Linked DNA regions of Homo sapiens: all the other regions are linked to region 2. The links are chromatin contacts, found by Hi-C or POLR2A ChIA-PET in ENCODE. All regions are on one chromosome and are shown on one strand. Each heading gives the region's core, a stretch centred on a gene start or an enhancer-like site at or near the end of the contact. The rest is flanking DNA. Distances are from core to core; before and after follow the strand shown.

Evidence for each region. A loop is a pair of places that touch in the nucleus more often than their neighbours do. ChIA-PET counts read pairs that join two places held with the same protein, here RNA polymerase II (POLR2A). Pooled maps may share reads with other maps.
Region 1: a loop to region 2 is called in a pooled map, with 2.1 times the contacts of the local background. The contact joins the enhancer-like site here to the promoter of ITPKB-IT1 in region 2. A Hi-C loop is called at or near these places in 1 of 37 single-sample maps with no recorded cell type and 2 of 50 pooled maps. POLR2A ChIA-PET finds 5 or more read pairs at or near these places in 1 of 52 experiments (OCI-LY7).
Region 3: a pooled map shows a loop between it and region 2 (3-fold over the local background). The contact joins the promoter of ACBD3 here to the promoter of ITPKB-IT1 in region 2. A Hi-C loop is called at or near these places in 1 of 168 maps with a recorded cell type or tissue (mesothelial cell of epicardium) and 6 of 50 pooled maps. POLR2A ChIA-PET finds 5 or more read pairs at or near these places in 1 of 52 experiments (B cell).

The regions. Positions count from the first base shown.
Region 1 is chr1:226,354,196-226,357,815 of GRCh38, forward strand. No RefSeq gene overlaps it. Among named protein-coding and RNA genes, the nearest start is that of LIN9, 47 kb to the left of the region's middle. Within about 2 kb of position 1,862, at least 8 of the 41 ENCODE cell types and tissues checked have a DNase peak (open chromatin) inside an H3K27ac peak, as active enhancers do; they include OCI-LY7, where a contact is called at or near this core.
Region 2 is chr1:226,672,868-226,676,480 of GRCh38, forward strand. It overlaps ITPKB-IT1 (ITPKB intronic transcript 1), which reads right to left and starts at 2,201. Exons shown (of 2, transcript NR_103784.1): 1 at 2,050-2,201. All of the region lies in intron 2 of ITPKB (inositol-trisphosphate 3-kinase B), which reads right to left. RefSeq lists a silencer at 3,183-3,332.
Region 3 is chr1:226,184,976-226,188,415 of GRCh38, forward strand. It overlaps ACBD3 (acyl-CoA binding domain containing 3), which reads right to left and starts at 1,766. Exons shown (of 8, transcript NM_022735.4): 1 at 1,415-1,766. The coding sequence starts at 1,700. LOC101927247 (a long non-coding RNA gene) reads left to right here and starts at 2,921. Exons shown (of 2, transcript XR_001738504.2): 1 at 2,921-2,958. RefSeq lists silencers at 1,257-1,736, 1,373-1,667.

The DNA of each region.
Region 1 (3,620 bases), core at 612-3,111, 320 kb before region 2:
AAAAGACGTTTGGTTGACAATGACCTCCGCAGTGTCATCAAAGCCTGGCTGAGCCTGTGAGATTAGCACTAAGTACCGCCACTTAAACTATTCTGGGCAACTGTTTCTATTTCTGTGATGGTTTACATCTTTTTTTCACAAAATCAAAGAACATTAAGCAGCTGAGGGAACCTTAGTGATGATCTGCACCTGAAGTTCTAAAGACCTTGAGCTCAAGGGCCGCTGAGAATCTGATGGGCTTATGGACCCACTACCCACAAAAGTGCCCGTGTCTCAGCTTCTGTGCACAATTTCTAGGGCATGACACGCTCTCAGGCCACATTCTTCACTCCCTTTGTCCTTGCTGACATCCTGCACCGTGCCTGATACTCTAACTCCAGCCTTCCTGCAGCTGTGGGGCACAGGCATGTGCCCCAACCCCTAGGCAATGAGATGAGAAGACAGGACTATTGGGAACAATGGAGAAAAGTTTTTCTCTCTGGTAAAAGATGAGGGGGTAACTCTCCTTTCCTGCCTCTGGATGGTGGTGCTAGGTGTCCAACTGCCATCTGGCAACCATGAAAAGCCAAGAGAAACAGAGAAGCAGAATTAACCAACGCTGCAAACATCAATTTTTAAAAATTTTTATTAAAAAAAAATTGAGACAGAATCTCACTATGTTGCCTCACCCAGGCTGGAGCACAGTGGCGCCATCTCAGCTCTCTGCAACCTCTGCCTCCTGGGTTCAAGCAATTCTCCCACCTCAGCCTCTCAAGTAGCGGGGACTACAGGCACGTGCCACTCTGCCTGGCTAAATTTTTGTATTTTTACTAGAGATGGGGTTTCACTATGTTGGCCAGGCTGGTCTCCAACTCCTGACCTCAGGTGATCCTCCCACTTCAGCCTCCCGAAGTACTGGGATTACAGGCATGAGCCACCGCACCCAACCTTGTTTTTTTAGAGTCAGGTCTCGCTGTCGTCCAGACTGGTGCAGCGATGTGATGTGATCACAGTTCACTGCAGGCCGGAACCCCGGGGCTCAAGTGATTGTGATCCTCCGACCACAGCCTCCCTAGCAGCTGGGACTACAGGCACAAGCCACCATGCCTGGCCAAGTTTTTAAATTTTTTGTAGAGACAGGGTTTCATTATGCTGCTGGGCTGGTCTTAAAACTCCTGGCCTCTGGAGATCCTCCTGCCTTGGCCTTCCCGAGAGTTGGGATTACGGGTGTGAGCCACAGTGTCTGGCTCCCACTTCTTGAAATGTGGCTTTCCTTTTTATTTTTTAAGCTGAAAGCAGCTCAACTGACAAACAGATTCCCCAAAGACCACCCAAACCAACTTTTAAGAGTTCATGGACCCAGTTTAGGAAGCATGACTAGTCTGGTCTCCTCATTCTACTGTCTTCTCTGGTCAACTTGCTTCTGCAACTAGAAATTAATCATGGAAAGGTGAAGGCAGGCTGGAATGTGGCTTTCCGAGTCACTGTGTGTTGTCTCTGAACTCTCTGGAAGAACTGGGATGAAAGGCAGTCTTCACATATGAAGAACAATAAGGTAGAAACATCACAATGGAAAAGACACGTTCTCAACCTGGCTCAATCTCAGCCTCTCTTGGGACCTCTTACCTCTCTGAGCCTGTTTCCACATCTGCCTACTTCACATTAGGTTGTCTCGAGGGACTGCACATGAAAGTGCCAGAGTAGGTTCTTGCTGGCATCTGGCTGACTTCTTCCGGACCACAGTTGTTCCACAGCATGAAGATGCAGCCTGCCACCCACGAGTGGTTCAGAGGATGATCCAGGAGGCTGAGTTGGCTGCTGCCTTCTTTCACTTTGGCCAGGAGAGCAGTGAGAGCACAGTGCACCCGGGATACTGAGGCCCTGCCACCCGCTTGTCATCAGGGAGAAGAGGCAGGAGCTGGTGCCACCATCTGCTTCTCACCACCCTCCATCAATACCCTGCTGGCTTGACTGCCTGCTGGCTCCATAGCTTGGGTTCTTGTTGGTTCACAGAAACAAAATCCTTTAAAATTATATTTCTGGAATCTTATAAAGTGCTAGGCAGACACAGAGATCACAACAGCTCCAAACTTTGTTATTGGCTCTAAACCAAAGTTGCACACTGGCTTATTCAAATCTAAAAAGCCCAGCCTGGTCCCTGGGTGAGTACCACATGGCTAAAATTAGCCTGGCCATCTGCTGAGACAGCAGCTGGGCTATTCTGAGCCCCAGCAGGCCTGCCTGAAGTGGAGCTGGGCCTGGGAGTAAGTGCTGGAGAGGCTGGACACTTCACAGTTAAGGGGACTACAGGGAGGGACATGGAGGATGAGGCCACACTGAGAGGGAAGGCCAGTGTCATGGTGATGGTTTCACAGGATAGAAAAAACACAGGATGGTTTCTGTGTCCTGTTCTCTAGTTTCTCCTCTTACCTGGAGCTTCCTTTTTGGATTCAGACTCGAGCAAAACCACTCTTTGGGATTTTAACAATAATGACTAAGATTTATGAAGCACTTATTATAGGTCAGGAACCACACGAAGTACTTTAGGAGAATCAGCACACACACTCTCAAGACAATTCTAAAAGGTAGGTACAAGATCTGGGGGATTCAGAATGGCCTGATTGTTCCTTTTACAGAGCCCATGAGAGAGGTTTGGTTGAAAGCACCAGACAGGCATGAGCCCTGGCTCAGACAACCCCAAGAATATAGGGATTCCCTTCTGTGGGCCCTGACCCCTGCCTGCCTTCATCTCTGGAAAGGACCAAGAGTATCCTCAGAATCCAGAATCCACTGAACTAAAGGGCAGGACTTTTAGGGGTACAAATGTGATGTACACATTTATAGGTACCCTATAATAAAGAACTCGATTTGAGTGTATGCATAGCCATTGTAACTCACCATCAGAAACCCTACACTCAGGCTAGACTTGTTCTGTGGCTTAAAACTGCAGCGTCTCAGCCGGGTGGAGTGGCTCATACCTATAATCCCAGCACTTTGAGAGGCCGAGGCAGGTGGATCACTTGAGGCCAGGAGTTTGAGGCCAGCCTGGCCAACATGGTGAAACCCCATCTCTACTAAAAACACAAAAATTAGCAGGGCGTGGTGGTGTGTGCCTGTAATCCCAGCTACTAGGGAGGCTGTGGCGGGAGAATCCCCTGAACCCGGGAGGCAGAAGTTGTAGGGAGGTGGAGGTTGCAGTGAGCTGAGATGGCGCCACTGCACTCCAATTTGGCCTGGGCAACAGAGTGAGACTCTGTTTCAAAAAACCCCAAAACACAACAACAAAACCCCCTAAAACCTGCAATGTCTCTGCCCCTCTAACTGGCTGCTTTGGTCTTTTTTTCTGTAATTGGTCATGAAGCCATAGTGGACATCTGTGACATTCCTTCTAGCACCCATTCCTTACTTCCTTTGCCCTCAGCCAGAACCTGTTGACTAGAGTGACCCAAGCCTTCGTTCCTGAAGGGTCTGAATTTTCCACAGTGCTGTCATTTTTTGGAGTTGCAGTGTTTTTGGTTGCTGTACTTCCCCTTGCCTTTACCACTGGACATGGTGGCACTAAAGCCCTCCCGAGAATCTCCTGGGCTCTAGACATAGTCCTGCTTGCCTCCCTGTGCAGCATCCCACTTTCCCCTTGGTAA
Region 2 (3,613 bases), core at 951-3,450:
TGTGAAGTGGGCAGACAAACAGGAAGAAGGTCCCAGGTGGAGAACCTGCATTTGGCTTCTGTACCCCAATTCCAGTAATTAACAAAGCAAAAACCTGCCACACTGTGAATGATGGCCCTTCCCAACCAGAATCCTGTTTCTGACAAGTGGTGAAGACACTCTAAAATGCACCGAGTGTATGACAAGGACAATCTTCTGGATATTCCCATTTAAACAGGGATGGGCCGGATGCAGTAGCTCATGCCTGTAATCCCAACACTTTGGGAGGCTGAGGCAGGAGGACTGCTTGAGGCCAGGAGTTCAAGACCAGCCTGGGCAACATGGTGAGACCCCTTGTCTCTATAAAAAACACAAAAATTAGCCAGGTGTGGTGGCGCGCACCTGTGGTCCCAGCTACTCGGGAGGCTGAGGCAGGAGGATTGCTTGAACACAGGGGTAGAGGCTGCCATGTTCGTGCCACTGCACTCCAGCCTGGGTGACAGAGCATGACCCTGTCTCAAAAAACAATAAATAAAATAAAACAGGGATGAACTGGAGAAACTGTGAAGGTATAGGTGCTGTCTTGCTTAGGGGTGGGGATGATTTACGGAAGGCTAACACAAGGGCCTTGGTTAGTCTAAAGATAATCACGGCAACTAGGTGGTGGTACCAGGAACTAGTCCACCAAATCCCAACCTGCAGCCAAAAAGTCTCAACTCTCACCTATAAAGGGATCCTTCTAAATTCTCTAGATGTATGGAAATCTTTGACAGGTCTTCTGAAGCCTAGAGTCATCGTATAAACATAGATAAATAGTGTAGATATTGCATAGCTATAGATTGATATGTACATATACCATATACATTAGATATATGCTATATATTTACACTTCTTGGCCTTTCGGCTTTATTATCTATCTCCACAAAGTAGGACAAGACAAGCTTGTTTCCCATTTAAGTTTTTCTATCTGTACTGTTTTGCAAATCCACCAGAGAGTTGCAGGACACTCCTGCTACAGAAAGATTTCTGCCAGGCAGGCTCAGAGACCTGCTCTGTTACTGTTCTATTTAATAACACAAACACACAAATGGGGGCCTTTCTTCCCCATGACTTTCATGGCATGGCTGGGGGCAGAGCTGGGAGGTTTTCACGGCCCATATATCCTCAAACTGCTCCATTTCCCCCCGATCTCAGTTGCCACCCCACTAACTCCGGGGTGATCAGCTCCATACCACAATCATCTCCTGGTGATAGAGTTCCATGGATTTTAAAAGCTGTAAGAAAAACTGAGACAGATTCAGAAGAGATTCTAGTAACCCCAAACCAGCAATTACAAATATTTTTTAAGTATTTATATATACACATTTTTTTTTGAGACAGAGTCTCACTGTTGCCCAGGCTGGAGGGCAGTGGCACCATCTCGGCTCACTGCAACCTCCAACTCCCAGGTTCAAACCAATCTCCTGCCTCAGCCTCCGAGTAGCTGGGATTACAGGCACCTGCCACCACACTTGGCTGATTTTTGTAGTTTTAGTAGAGATGGGGTTTCACCATCTTGGCCAGGCTAGTTTTGAACTCCTGACCTCGTGATCCACCCACCTCAGCCTCCCATAGTGCTGGAATTACAGGCGTGAGCCACTGTGCCTGGCCTAATTTTTGTATTTTTAGTTAGAGACGGGGTTTCACTATGTTGGCCAGGCTGGTCTCGAACTTCTGACCTCAGGTGATCTGCCCGCCTTGGCCTCCCAAAGTGCTGGGATTAAAGGAGTGAGCCACCACACCCAGCCACAAGTTTTAGATACTTAAAATACTTTTAAGTATCTAAAATTAGCACCTCTCTTTAAACCTTTTACTCACCCTTTCCTGACCCTTTCCTTGTATCCCCCATTCCCTTTCGATTTCTTCACCATCCCTATTTGCCTCCTTTTCCTCACTATCTACCCACCAAGTCCTGCTCTGCTCCCATCCCACTTAAGATTTTCGTGTCTATTCTGTATCACCCTTAATGATCCACTGAGGCTGTGAGCTTCCTGTTTACCCACAAGCGTTCAGCGGATCCAGCCATCCTACCAAGGGTTAAAGATGCTGTAGTCCTACTGTGCTGCCTCCGACCCAGTTCCTTCCAAAACAAAGCAGGATGACAAGGTGACTCCACGAGAACTGCGTTTGACCTCTGTGTGGGTTTTCTGTTTCCAAGGCCACAGCAGGGTACTCTGAAAACTCTAAACCAGAAGGAAAGGAGACCTAGCCTTCAGAACTCTGTGTGTATGTGCTTACAGGCAAAAAAAAAAAAAAAAAAAAAAAAAGGAACCAATGAGGTTGTCAGAAGGGGATACTCTGCTGTAACTGGTGTTTACCACGACCCACCGGGTGCTGAGGAGGAAGTGGTTGCTATAACCCCAAGGGGGAAACGCTCGCTTGAAACAGGAAAATAGAACTCTTACAACTTTCCATTAGCAGCGTTCAAGAAGCCGGCCACACTGGGAAACACTTGCACAAGCACTCCCCAGAGTCCTGAGACGAGTGTCAAGACAGTCCAATCACGAAGCACAGATCAGGACACAGATACAGGTCCATGTTTTTTCCAGAACGTCTCAGCACTGGAAAAACTCTCATGATCACTTCCCTTACCTCCAGCAGGCTGAACTTGCAAGGAGCTGTGGGGAGGAGGAAGGAAGGGGAAAATGGCAGGATGACATATTGGAAAGAACGCTGGGCCCAGTGAGGGTCAGAAGACCTGGGCTTTAGTCCCAGTTCTGCGATTTACTAGTGGTGGAACTTTGGGCAAATTACCCAACCTTCCTGCTTCTCGATTTCTACTTCCTCTATAAAACAGGGATATTGTTTACTGCTCTGCTCACATCCTTGGGCTGCTGTGAGAATCCTATGGAATCCTTCATAGGATGAAACTCGTATGTGCTACGCAAATGCTTGTTATCAATGTAAGATTCGAGTCTGCATAAAGCCTTCTTGAGTCCCAGCCTCTTGCTCCTCAAACGCATCCTCTCGGCTACACTTCCACCTGTGCACTTCCTCAACCCACCTTACTTGTAATTCTGCCCACACTTCTGTAGAATTTCTGTAGAAGATCCCATAGTCTGGTCAGAGGAGTATAAGCAAGTCTAAATAACCAAAGTGGGGGGATCTCAACCAAATCATTTGACTCTGGGCTCTGTGCTCCCACATTCTCTCCTCTCCAGAGGTGAAGACTTCATCCTCAATGGCTAATTTGCCTGCTTGGAGGCTCAGATTGGCCCGTGTTCTGAGTCATATTTTCCATTTAGTAAAATGAACATCTGGCTGCTGTATGATGCCTTTTGTGTACCATCACCTAAGCCACAATTACCTGCAAGGTAATTCATACCACTACAGCACGGTGCAAAAACAGGGTTGGTTTGGGATGGTGAAAGTCAGCCATCTTAGTGTCAATCTTGCATGCAAATTCTAATGAAGAAAAGCCACTACCAGCAGGTCCACACACACTCACAAAGAACTCATAAATTATTTTAATCCAAGCGTTCAAAGGGATCCTGGGTCCCAGGAACCATCCTGCTGTTTCATCTCAGTGAGAGGCAAGATGGTTAAGGAAAAACAGCTCTAGTTTCCTCCATCCCCCCAATTCCCCTACCGGTGT
Region 3 (3,440 bases), core at 516-3,015, 490 kb before region 2:
TTAGTTCATTTCTACTCTTACTCTCTGCTACAATATACTTTACTGAAAAATAAGTTCCAAGAATAAAAATTTAAGATGGAATGTAGCTATATGAATTGTACAGAAACCACCTGATTTTTATCAAGTGGTAATATATCATCACTACAGCAAACTCTAAATTCAAGCCGGTGATCTAAAAGTCAAATGATCCAAAACCCATTAGCCATTACCAATTCCCCAAGCTAGTTAGTACACAGAGGGCTCAACTCATTGTGCAATGACCACGAATATGTCATTGAATGTGAAATGATCAAATGTTCTGGAAAATTTATAAAACTTTCACTAGTTTGCACAATTAAAGTTATTTTGAGAGAAAACAACTTCCGTGTGTATCATTACATTGAACTACTCAACTTTGGCTAGTAAAATATGTACTCCAAAAGGTACTCCCTCTGGGGAAAGTGTCATAAATATGCTGCTCTGGAATGTACGTGGAACCTAGCAACCACTTTTAAAGTTGCATTTGCTGATGTCCCTCCCTGTCCATTCGCCCTACAAGACTAAGTATCTTTAAGAATCAAACTAACGGGCTTTCATCAGTTTTTCCCACTGACAAAAATCATGTGATTGGTCTCTCCACCATTCGACTAAGTGAATCACCCAATTAAAAAAAAAAAAAACCGCACACTACAATCTTGCTCTAAGACAAGAGACATTTAACAATTAATTATGCGAAAAGCACAGAAGGTACTGTTAGGCCTTACTCTGAGAATTCACTCTTGCACATTGCTTACAATGTAAAATTTTAACCACCTAGAAGTTACTAGAACATAGTGGACATCTCTCCTCAAGAGTTTGACAAGCCGGAGAGGATGATGAGCTTAACACTTTACTTCCTCCTCTCTGCCACATCAATCTGCCGGGGGATCAAGTCCTGTTCCAGTTTATGGTTCCCAAGAATGGCTGGAAAAGCTATGTATGGAACCTCTTGACAGATTTCTTCCACTAAGGGTAAAAATCGGCGGGTTCTGATGTGACAAGCCATGGGAAATAGGAAAAGAAAAGCGTCAGTTAAAAAAATAATAATAATAAAAGGCAATCCCAGAATGGGATCCTTTGGAAGAAAGTGGGCTCATTCTTCCACCAGGGCTCCTGGAAATCCCAGAAGCTAAATCAGGTAAAATGTCCCGGTAACCTCTGGGAGGCGGGACATGACTGCTAAACCAAGGTTGCAGGCCCGTCAGGGGTGTGACCTAGTGGCCAAGCGGGTAGTGACAAACTTCGGGTACCCCCAAGGAGGGAACCCCGCTTGAGTCACCACAGCCCAGTATGAGTGGGTGAGGGCAAGTCTGGTCCAGTCACCCTGGGGACCACAGCCCACGCCGGGCTCCCGGGGCCGGGCAGAAGCGGCGGGGGTGGGGCTGGCCCGGCTCACCTTTGAAGAAGCGCAGTGCCAGGCCGTACAACTCCTCCAGGCCGAAACCCCAGCGCTGCTCCAGCCGCCGCGCCTCCTCCGCCGCGCCCCCAGCCGCCGCCTCCCCGGGCTCGGGCTGCTCCCCTGAGGCGCCCGGGCCGCGACCGGATCCAGGTGGCGAGGGCGGTGGCAGCGGTGGCGGCAGCAGCGGGGCGCCCTCCGCCCCAGGCCGCTCCTCCGGGTCCGGGCTGAGCGTGAGGCCGTCGACGGACACCTCGAGTCGCTCTGCGTTCAGCACCGCCGCCATCTCCGGCTGCTGCACCTCCTCAGCGGGGACAGACGGCAGCCACGTATCGACTTCCTGCTGACCTCTGACCTCCGCTTACCGACACCGGAACTTCCGCTGCTGAGGAGGCTGGAGGGCTCCGGGAGAGGGGCTGAGGCCTGGCGCCCCACCCCCTCCGGAATCGTCAGTTGCCCTGGCTCAGCGACCACCCTTCAGGCTCCCCAACTCCCGTTGGTCCCGAACTCCCCTCCCCCGCACCCCATCCTTTCGGATCCCAGTTGCTCCAGGTGGGCGGGTGCTACCACCCCCACCGCTCGGTTCGGTGCTGCGGCTGTCAGTGCCCAGCAGGGGCGGGGTCAGTGGAGCCCCGCGCGGGGGTCGGAGTAGGGAGGATTGACGAGGTCGGCCAGCACCCAACCCTCCAGGTCAGAGGCCCTTCACATTTGCAGGGGCCTGCGTGGTTGGCAGAGCTCTTTTGCCCACCACCATCTCGTTTGGCCTTCACAGCAACTCTAAGGAAATGCAGGGCAAATTCCCAATTTTTTTAAAAGGGGAAACTGAGACTGCAGAGAAATTCAGTGACTTTGAGGTTGCAGACGGGGCTGATCCTGGTTTTGCAGGAAGCGCAGCTCATACAATTTGTGGGGACCCTCATTAGGAAAGAGTACAAAAAGTTACGCGCAGAAGGGTAGGAAAGTGAATGTATATTTAGAAAGAGAAAGAAAAAACAAATGATATTTTAAAAGTTAATAAAACCCACAAACATCACACACATAACCGTAATATTTTCATTGACTGCCTGATATTCTTCTACAGGGCGTCTGAGAGCCCAGAAACCTATTTTTTTCTAAAAGATTGAAGTCGCCCCCGACATTATGTATATTCACCTGTGTTTCCAGACTTTGGGAGCACCATTTATGATCATTTTTCCCACCTTTGTTTTGGCTGCGTACTTCTGATTGCCTTTTCCTATAACAATTATTTTGTAACTTTTTTTTTTTTTTTTTTTTTTTGTTTTTTGCAGACAGTCCTGCTGTGCCACCCAGGCTGGAGTGTAGTGGTGCAATTCGGTTCACTGCAACCTCTGCCTCCCGGGTTCAAGCAACTCTCCTGCCTCAGCCTCCCAAGTAGTTGGGATTACAGGTGCTCACCACCACGCCCGGCTAATTTTTGTAAACTTAGTAGAGTCAGAGTTTCCCCATGTTGGCCAGGCTGGTCTCAAACTCCTGACCTCATGTGATCTGCCCGCCTCAGCCTCCCCAAAGTGCTGGGATTACAGGTGAGAGCCACCGCGCCCGGCGTATTTTGTAATTCTCTATAAAGAAAAGAGAAAGATCAGTCTTTTCTCCAGCATGGCTGATTAAATTTGTTTCTTAATAATTGTTTATAAATTTATTTCAGCATCACAACTCATTACTGATATTGTTAACGTACTTTTTTAGGGTTATTGTTCAGTTTGGGAAACCTCTCTCAAGTTTCATGGATGTGCTATGAGATTTTTATGGCCGTTTGGCTGCTTCAGTGACAATTTTGTGTGTGGTTTTTACTGAAGCCCTAGAGAGTTTTTTTCTTTTTTTTGAGACGGAGTCTCTCTCTGTCGCCCACGCTGGAGTGCAGTGGCGCGATCTTGGCTCACTGCAAGCTCCGCCTCCAGGGTTCACGCCATTCTCCTGCCTCAGCCTCCTGAGTAGCTGGGACTATAGGTGCCCACCACCATGCCCGGCTAATTTTTTTGTATTTTTAGTAGAGACGAGGTTTCAC